Linked DNA regions of Homo sapiens: region 1 is linked to region 2. A link is an interaction called in ENCODE POLR2A ChIA-PET data of the cell type or tissue named here. Cell type or tissue: Panc1. All regions are shown on one strand.

Evidence for each region. Peaks named below come from ENCODE experiments on the same cell type or tissue, not always from the same donor. Only the 100,000 strongest peaks of a DNase experiment are listed, where the experiment ranks them.
Region 1: POLR2A ChIA-PET joins it to region 2 with 7 read pairs; 3 of 35 experiments call an interaction of 5 or more read pairs at or near these places.

What each region holds. Positions count from the first base shown.
Region 1 is chr9:131,984,228-131,989,227 of GRCh38, forward strand. All of the region lies in intron 3 of MED27 (mediator complex subunit 27), which reads right to left. Among named protein-coding and RNA genes, the nearest start is that of MED27, 93 kb to the right of the region's middle. In Panc1, no CTCF peak of the experiment used is centred here; a DNase peak (open chromatin) is centred at 2,614.
Region 2 is chr9:131,917,002-131,922,001 of GRCh38, forward strand. All of the region lies in intron 4 of MED27 (mediator complex subunit 27), which reads right to left. Among named protein-coding and RNA genes, the nearest start is that of MED27, 160 kb to the right of the region's middle. In Panc1, no CTCF peak of the experiment used is centred here; no DNase peak of the experiment used is centred here.

The sequences.
Region 1 (5,000 bases), 67 kb after region 2:
CCCACTTTCCCCGATAGCACTAATCACCTCCTCACATTCTGTACATGACTTCTGATTGTTTGTCTTCCATATTCTCCACTAGAATGTAAGCACCACAAGGGCAGGAGTCTGTTCACTCAAGTGCTCAGGGCTCCTAGAACAGTGCCTGCCATTTAGCAGGCACTCAGATGACTATGAACTCAAGATCGACTTGTTTGCCAGGCACTGTTCTAGGCACTGGGGTTACAGCAGTCACCAGAACAAACAGGGTCCCTCCTTCACAGGGATTTGGGCCAAATAACAAAACAAAACACAACATAATACACCCATAAGAGAACAGCGGAACAGAGCGCTACAGAGATCTTAAAAAGGTGTATGATACAAAGTGACTGGGGAAGCTACTTTAGATTGGGTAGTCAGGGAAGGTCCCTCTGAGGAGGTGTCATTTCAGCTAAAAACTACAATAAGGAGAAAGTATTTAAATCTTCCACATGCTTCTCTGATTTTCCATCTTGCTGGTCTGCTGTGAACTCCTGAGGTGAGTCACAGTCCCTGTTTCTCCTGGCGCTTCCTGACATTTATACATTTATGCTGGTATTTTGAGCCTGGGACTGACCTGTTATGGCCTCACTGTGGACTTACATTCTGTCCTTATAAAGCTTCTCTTTGCAGCCATTTATACCATATGCCTTGAGCTCAACCTTATCTAGTATTTCTATTACAAGTCCAGTTTTCTTTTAGTTAGAAATACAGGATCTGTCTTTGTCTAACAGCTGTTTTATGTTGTACATAGCAGGGTTTAATTTTGGGGACAATCTGAGTCTTTTTCCTGTAGTAGATATTTATCTCATTGGTATTTATTGATATTGCAGGTGTGTGGCCTAATTTGGTGGTCTTATGAGACTGTTTTGTTTTATCTTCTTTTATGTCTTATTTCATGTGTCCTGCTCTGGATGCTTGCTTTGGTTCTTTGCCTTTTGCTTTGCGGACTCTAAGTCTTTACTGTTTTCTTCAAGACTCTGGCATCCCCTTTCTTTTTAGTGCTTTTTAAGAATTTTCTTTCAAATTTTACATAATACACTAAAACCTCTATTTCTTAATGTTTAGATATATCTCCTGCTCCCAAATAAGATGAGAAAATTTGTCATCCCAATCTCCTCATTCTATGTGCTTTGTGAATATTTTTGCATTCCCATGTTTTATAACACAGTCAAGTGTCGCATAACAGTGTTTTGGTGAGACCGCATATATGACAGTGGTCCCATAAGATTATAATGAAGCTGGAAAATTCCTATCACATAGTAGCCATGGTAAAGTCACAGCACAACACATTACTCATGTGTTTGTGTTTAAGCTGGTGTCAACAAACCTACTGCACTGCCTGTCACATAGAAGCACAGCCTATACAATTATGTATAGTACAGAGTGCTTGATAATGATAATAAATGACTGTTACTGGTTTATGAATTTACTGTACTATAATTTTAATTGTTTTTTTTTTTTAGCATATACTACTTCTACTTATTAAAAACAGTTGACTGTAAAACATCCTCAGGCAGGTCCTTCAGGAGGGATCCAGAAGAAGGCATTGTTATCATAGGAGATGACAGCTCTGTGTGTTACTGCCTTTGAAGACCTTCCACTGGGACAAAATGTGAAGGTGGAAGACTCTGATACAGATGATCCTGACCCTGTGTAGGCCTAGGCTAATGTGTGCATTTGTGTCTTTGGTTTTAGCAAAAAAGTTTAAAAAGTAAGAAAAAAATAAATAAAATAAAACAAAAATAAAAAATAGAAAAAAGCTTTACAGAATAAGAATATAAAGAAAATCCTTTTGTACAGTTGTACAATGTATTTGTTTTAAGGTAAACGTCATAACAAAAGAATCAAAAAGTTAACAAAATGTAAAAGTTTATAAAGTGAAAAAGTAAGGCTAATTTATTACGGAAGAAAAAATGTTCTTACAGATTTAGTGTAGCTTGAGTGTACAGTGTCTGTAAAGTCTACAGCAGTGTATAGTAATGCCCTACACCTTCACATTCACTCACCATGGCTCACTGACTCACCCAGAGCAACCTGTAGTCCTGCAAGCTCCATGCATGGTGAAGTTCCTGTCCGGGTGTACCATTTTTTATCTTTCTTTTTGGTTTGTTTGTTATAGAGGCAGGGTCTTGCTATGTCGCCCAGGCTGGTTTTGAATTCCTGGCCTCAGGTAATCTTCCCACCTCAGCCTCCCAAGTACTGGGATTACAGGCATGAGCCACTGCACACAGCTCCATTTTTTTTTACCTTTCATACAGTATTTTTACTATACATTTACTATGCTTAGGTATGTTTAGATACATAAATACTTACCATTGTCTTACACTGCCTTTAGTACTCACTATGGTACCATGCTGTAGAGGTTTGTAGCCTAGGAGTAACAGGCTACACCTTATAGCCTAGGTGTGCCGTGGGTTCTACCATTTAGGTTTTTGTAAATATATGTTTGCACAATGATGGAAGAGCCTAATGATGCATGACTGTATTTACCTTCTGAAATATTATTCCTGACAATTACTTGGCCTTGGCTGTTTATTTAAACAGACCACTCACTTCACCATTTCTCATCAGAATGTAAGCTAATGAATCGTTACATCCCCAGTGTCTCAAACAGGGTTTGGCACGTAACAGGCAGTCAATAAATATTTGCTGAATGAATGAACTGACTTCGTTGATCCCTTGACTCACTGCATTTTGTCACTGAGTAGTTTTTTAAAGAAAGACTCATGGGCCTTTCCTTGAGTTCATGGATTTTTTTTTTTTTTTTTTTTTTTTTTTTTTTAGAATACTACTATCTTTCTACATAACTTGGTTCAGTATAAAATTATTGGGTCAAACTTTCCCCCAAATTTTGCACTGCTCCACTGCCTCCTGGTATTAAATGACAGCTGTGGAACTGTAATCTTCTGTGATAACTTCCCTTGCTGCACGTTCTCAAAGAGGTTAAGTCCCTTCCTGTGACTGACTAATGCTGGTGCATCTTTTACTAGTTTTAACTTCTTTTTTGTTTCTTTTACTAAGTGTATGAACAGGAAGATTTCAGAATCTGGGGTAACTCTGCCATCTAACATAAAGCCTCCAGAGTATCTGTAGATGTGGAGATGAGAAGGGTCAGAAGTCTCATGCGATGTGGTGTGTCCCTAAAGTAGCAAAGCGGAGTCATTTACTCAATGCGGGGAGGGGGAGCGGTGGGAATGTGGACAAGCAGGATCTTGAGCTCTTTCCAAAGCTGCATAAAACTGAGAGAAACTTCATTCTAAATAGAGTCTGTCTTAAAGAAATCACTACCTCCCACTAAATAATCACACCTGGCAATGCAAGAGATCAAACGGTTATTCAAATGATATTAAGTCAGTCTTTAAGGTATTTCAAAGGCATTCTTATTTTCTTGCAAATTTCCTCAATTTTCTGTCTCCTCTTGCTTTCTATTTACATTATCTTAGCTGTCAGGAGGACAATATTTTGACGCAATAACAGGCAATTAAAATGCTATGGGCAGTCATGAAGAATTATGCGTGAAACTGGTCCTCTCCCTGCTGGAATGGGTACAAGAAAACCTCATTAATTCTACTGGGGCAGTGGGGAAAGCAGTCAAGTAGGAATCAGGACACTGGGGATGGCCCCCGGTTCCTCTCTTAGTTGGGGCGGCTGGCCCTCCCTGGGCCTCAGAGTCTCCAGTTCCACAAAGAGAGTGTGCTCCAAGGTCCAATGCAGCAAAAACTGTCTGAAAAAGCCACAGTCTGTGTCCATTAAGACAAGGACTGGTTTAGGCGATTTTTAGGTTTACAGTTTTTAAAAATGTGAGCTACAAAAATCATTTCCGTAAATACAACAGTCAATAAGTAAAATCATGGTATTAAAAACCTAAAATTGTGAGCTCTTTTGCCTTTTTCAAAATTTCCTATAGCATAGTGGCTACTCAATCTTTTTAATTTCAGAAAACAACATGATATTGAGAAATAGTTTTTGTTAGCTACTTAGCCATGCTTGTCTACAAAGGAATAGTTATTAATGTATCAGTGGTACCTATTCATTAAAGGAGCCATTTATTCTGGCTCTTGCCATTTGAAAAAATAAAAAAAAAGAAGCCATTTATAGCTGACCCTTGAACAACGAGGGTTTGAACCGCATGAGTCCACTTATACTCAGATTTTCTTCTGCCTCTGCTACCCCACAGGCAGCAAGACCAACCCCTCCTTGCTCCTCAACATGAAGACAATGCGGATGAAGGCTTTTATGAGGATCCATTTCCACTGAATGAATAGTAGATGTATTTCCACTTCCTTATGATTTTCTTAGTAACATTTTATTTTCTCTGGCTTACTTTATTGTAAGAACACAGTAATATAATACATATAACATACAAAATATGTGTTAATCAACTACTTTGCTTTTTTTTGCGGGGGGATTGGGGGAGAGACCAGGGTCTTCTTACATTGCCCAGGCTGGTCTCTAACTCCTGGGCTCAACCTTCCCCCTTTGGCCTCCCAAGGAACTGGGATAACAGGCATGCACCACTGTGCCCAGCTAATTGACTGTTTTTGTTATCAGAAAAGCTTCTGGTCAACAGTAGAACAGTAGACTATTAGCAGTTAAATTTGTGGGAAGTTAAAAGTTACATGTGGATTTTTGGCTGCGCCGAGGGTGAACAACCCCTGCATTGTTCAAAGATCAACTGTACTTTACAAACCTAGTTCTTTTTTTAATTTTACTTTAACCAAGTGCAGAACATGTAGGTTTGTTCCATAGGTACACGACTGCCATGGTGGCTTGCTGCACCTACCAACCTGTCATCTAGGCAAACCTAGTTCTGAAGGAGGATCTTCAGAAGTGTGGAGAGAGAAATGGTGCTAGATTTTAAAATATTCATTATCTCACTTAAACTCTGTAACTACTATAAGGTATAAATATTATTATCCCTATTTGTAGATGAAGAAACTAAGGATTATAGCATTATATAAGTGGCTGGTGAATGCTAG
Region 2 (5,000 bases):
TTGCCAGAAGGGGCAGCAGGTGGAGAAGGGTGCCATAGGCAGAAATGCAGGTACAAAGCATAAAAGCACCAGGCATGGGAATCTTGTTCCTAAGGAGCCCCTGGAAATGGGAAGGTATTTTTGCTTGTCACAGTAAGTCAGGGAGCTATTGGCATTTAGCAGATTGGAGCCAGGAATGCTAAACCTTCTGCAATACGCTGGCCAGTTCCATAGACTGGAACTGAAATTGTTCCATCCAAACTGCCAACAGTGCCTCCACTGAGAAACATTAGAGAATACTGAGGATACCCAGGGAAGGGAGGAGAGAGGGAAGAAGAGGAGAAAGGTCAACTGAGGCCGGGTTATACAGACCATGTACACCACCTATCCTAGAAAGGGGGGGCTTTATCCTGCAAGCAACAGGAGCCAACAGGGTAGCAGACTGGCATCTCTGGAATGATGAGTCCAGTGTGGAAGATGAGGGGAGGCAGAGTGTTTCAAAGCAGGTAGACCAGGAGACCAATGAGACGGCTGGAGCAAGGGTTCAGACGACAGGAGATGAGAGCAGTGAAGATGGGGTGGGGGGCTAGTGTGCAGGGACGAGGTAGGCTGATAGCACATCAGGAAGAATGCATGTGGCATTGTGGGTGACAATGGGGATGCCACCCGCAATGTAATCAGTGCTAGAGATTACAGTTTGGGGTTATCTTTCACATAGTATTTGATCAATAAGCATTTGTTACAAGAATGGAGATAAGTATTGGAACAGAAAAATGTTAAATTGGAGACAAGTTGCAAGGGATCCAAAGGGTGTAGGATAAGCGTAAGACAAGTAGTCTGGCCTGAAAACATCCAGCATTTATCACTGACTAAAACTGAATTAGACAGCCTTAAAAAAATAAAAATAAAAATAAAGGTAGTGGTAGTACTATGCATTCACTCAACCCACTTTTCTAAATTTTAAAAACAGTTTCACCCTGTCTCAAAAAGGCAAGTGCCACCTGTTTCTACCTAGCATTAATTTCATACATTCAAAATATTTTAAAAGTAAAATCCAATAAAATTCCCTTGGAGGTGGAATTGCCTTCTCCAACATTTAAATTCACTATTGTAAATGCCAGCCATTGAAATATACCTGCTAGGGATAGAGGAATATGTTTTCCACCTCTTTGGGACAAATGCAGTTGAAATTTGTGGAAGGAAACCAGAGATCTGAATTACGGGGCTTTCAAAGGTATCTTTAGAAATTATGAGTCTGATGATTTGGGCACATTAGCATTTTTGAAAAAGGGGGACAATCTAGATTGCCTAACTAGGCTACTGCTAATGTAGACTAAATATTTTTGTGGAATCTTAGGGAAACTCTGTTATCCTTAAGTCCTAAACATACATTCACTGGACAGATATAAGTGCACCACTGCCTCTGGGAATGACTGTGCTGTAGAAATTAACTAAACAGACAATGTATACCTAGTAAGTAGTATTTGCCAAGCAAACAAACAAACAACTCCCTGAAATTAGTTCTAAGAAAAAACCATTTATCTCTAAATTTGACTTAGTATGTTTTTGACACAAAATAAAAACTATGTAACATAAAGTGTTTTCTTTCTGCATGACTTAGCTGTCAGAAAACTGAAAAACAGGTTTAATGCCCAAGCATTTTTTTTTCAAGCTGCTCCAGTCTGGTGCCTGAAAGCAACTCCTTCTGCTTCCTGTACGCGGCCATTTTCTTCAACAGTAGGATCTCTCCCACTGTGCTTTAATGTGCAAGCCACCAGAAATTCACCCGGAAATGAAACACACATGTTCCAGTGTACTGAGTATGAAACAAGAGTTCAGAGAATAGAAGCTGGACCTGCAGGTCAGCAGAAAGCCTACGGAGAACGGCCTCCCAGTTCTAGCTAAGGCCTATGACCAGCGTCCTTAACCTGCTTTGGGAATGAGCCTCCTATTCTAATGAAAGTCACAGACCCTCTCCCTCAGAAGAAGGCACAGAAGGACATCCACACACAGAAAACTGCGGGGTTCAGAGGTTTCCTGAAACCCATCCACCACCTCCCAGGAGTTCATGGACCCAAGGTTAAGAGCCCTGAGATAAAGATAATAGCAATTTCAAGAGTAGGGAGTAGGGAGAAGGAGGATGGGGAACTCCCACAAAATGACATTACTAGGTTTTAGACAGAATGCCGTATTTACACGGAACTTGAAATCACTTGCCTCCAAAAGATAAAAAGCCAAGTACAGCTTTGGCATACATATTTAAGATGGAAGCATAGCACATATTTTGCCTAAGAGATCTCAGAATTGAGTGGGCCCAGAACAATTTGAGGCAGTTCTCAGCCTCGGTTGCTGGGTCCTGAGTTCACCTTTGGCTACAGGGAGGTTGGAGACTCTAGGGAGCTGAGGGCCAAGTGGGTGGCAAGCAAGCAAGCATGACATGCTGCAGGCTGGGGAAGAGCTGAGCATTTGGCTTCAAGTGATTTTTTTTTTAAGGATGAAAGTTTGAACTCTCAAGTCAGACTGGGATCCAAATTGTCACTCTGTCACTTAGTACTGTAGCACTGTGGGCTTGAGCCTCTTCAAGCCTGTTTTTTCATTTGGAAAATGGGGGATAATGCCACCCACCTCCTGGGGTCCCAAGTAGGGGTGAGTACAACAGTGCGGATAAAGACTGCACACAGTGCCCAGCACAGGGAATGCTCCTAAGAACAAAGACACTGGCTGAGGAAACCTCTAGCATCAGGTCACTATGTACCCCATGAATTTTATACTTGAAAGGAAACTTTATACTGTAAATTGTAATTCTAAGAATAATGCATAATTCTTCTTCCTTTTTTTTTTTTTTTGAGATAGGGTCTCACTGTGTCACCCAGGCTGGAGTGCAGTGGCGTGATCATGGCTCACTGCAACCTCCACCTCCGGGGCTCAGGTGATCCTCCCATCTTAGCCTCCCGAGTAGCTGGGACTACAGGATATGCATCACCATGCCTGACTAATTTTTAAAATTTTTTGTAGAGATGGGGTTTTTCCATGTTGCCCAGCCTGGTCTTGAATTCTTGCACTCAAGCAATCCACCTGCCTCAGCCTCCTAAAGTGCTGGGATTATAGACGTGAGCCATCACACCTGGCCTTAATGCATGATTCTAGTAAAAGTGATCAAACAATACTTCGGTGTCTTAAGCAGAAAGTAAAGAAACTAATGATCTTGCCCCACCCACCATGACATAAACACTCCTCTCTAACAGTGCAGTGTACAGATATCCCCTCTAGCCTGTTTACAAGTGCGCTTATCAATAGGTATATGTCTGTTTTTCTCAAAACCAGGATTGCACAGTCTGTATTTCAGGCTCATTTAATAATATATCATTCCCTAATTGCTCATCTCAGTATTTGAAAGAAGACATTTAATTTTCATCTCTTTACACATACATGCATGAATCTGAATCAACACTTACTCAACCAATAATTACTCAACACCTACTATGTGCCAGGCATTCTTCTAGGGGGTTGGGACATATCAATGAACAAAAGAGACAAACATCTCTCCTGTGTGGAACTTAGGGTCTTTCCAGAGGAAACACAAAAGCAATAAGCATAACAATAAGGAAATCATATCCTACATTAGAAAGTGATAAGTACAACGAAAGAAAATAAAGGCTGTTAAGGAGATAAGGAGTTGGGGTGTAGTCAGTTGCACTTGGTGGTAGAAGAGACAGGAGAGCAGAGCCTTGAAGACTAGGAGGAATGGGGGCCTGGGGAAACCTTTGGCCAAAGGCCTTAAGGCAGCGCTGGGCCTAGTGGTGGGGGAGAGGGGGTGGAGTCAGGGCAGATGATGGGCTGTCACAGGGGACACAGGCTTTCACTGGAGGGAGATGGGGAGCCATTGGAGGTTCTGAAGAGAGAAGATACATGCCTGATTTTCCCTATAAAAGGCTCTGGCTTCACGTGGAGAACTGATGAGAGGCAGGATGGCAGTGGGGAGGCCAGGCAGGAGGCAGCTATAATAATCTAGGTGTGAGGGACCAGAGGCTTGGAGAGGGATGGCGGCATTGCGGAGAGTAGAAGCAACAGTCAGATTCTGGGCCAAACACATATCATTTCATCCAATGTGGATATCTAAATATGCATGCTTACAAATGTTAATTTCTTATTCTGAAACAACTTTAAACAATTTCAGGCTCACAGAAAGTTCCAACAATAGTACAAAGAATTCCCGTACACCCTTCATCTAGGTGTCCTGTTAGCACTACCCTGCACCTGCCGCAAACTCACATCTGCACTCTCTCTGCACACACACCCAGTCCGTCGTCAAACTGTCACCCATAAATTTTAGCATCCATTGATGATTCTTGATTCTTGTCTGAAACAATTACTATGGTTGCTACCCAATTTTCTGGTTTCTTTTACATTTCTTAGTTCACATTCTACTGTAAGAAAGAGCTTTCCTTCATCATCACTGGCCATCAGAGAAATGCAAATCAAAACCACAATGAGATACCATCTCGCACCAGTTAAAATGGCGATAATTAAAAAGTCAGGAAACAACAGGTGCTGGAGAGAATGTGGAGAAATAGGAACACTTTTACACTGTTGGTGGGACTGTAAACTAGTTCAACCATTGTGGAAGACAGTGTGGCAATTCCTCAAGGATCTAGAACTAGAAATACCATTTGACCCAGCCATCCCATTACTGGGCATATACCCAAAGGATTATAAATCATGCAGCTATAAAGACACATGCACACGTATGTTTACTGCGGCACTATTCACAATAGCAAAGACTTGGAACCAACCCAAATGTCCAACGATAGACTGGATTAAGAAAATGTGGTACATACACACCATGGAATACTATGCAGCCATAAAAAAGGATGAGTTTCATGTCCTTTGTAGGGACATGGATGAAGCTGGAAACCATCATTCTGAGCAAACTATCGCAAGGACAGAAAACCAAACACTGCATGTTCTCACTCATAGGTGGGAACTGAATAATGAGAACACTTGGACACAGGGTAGGGAAC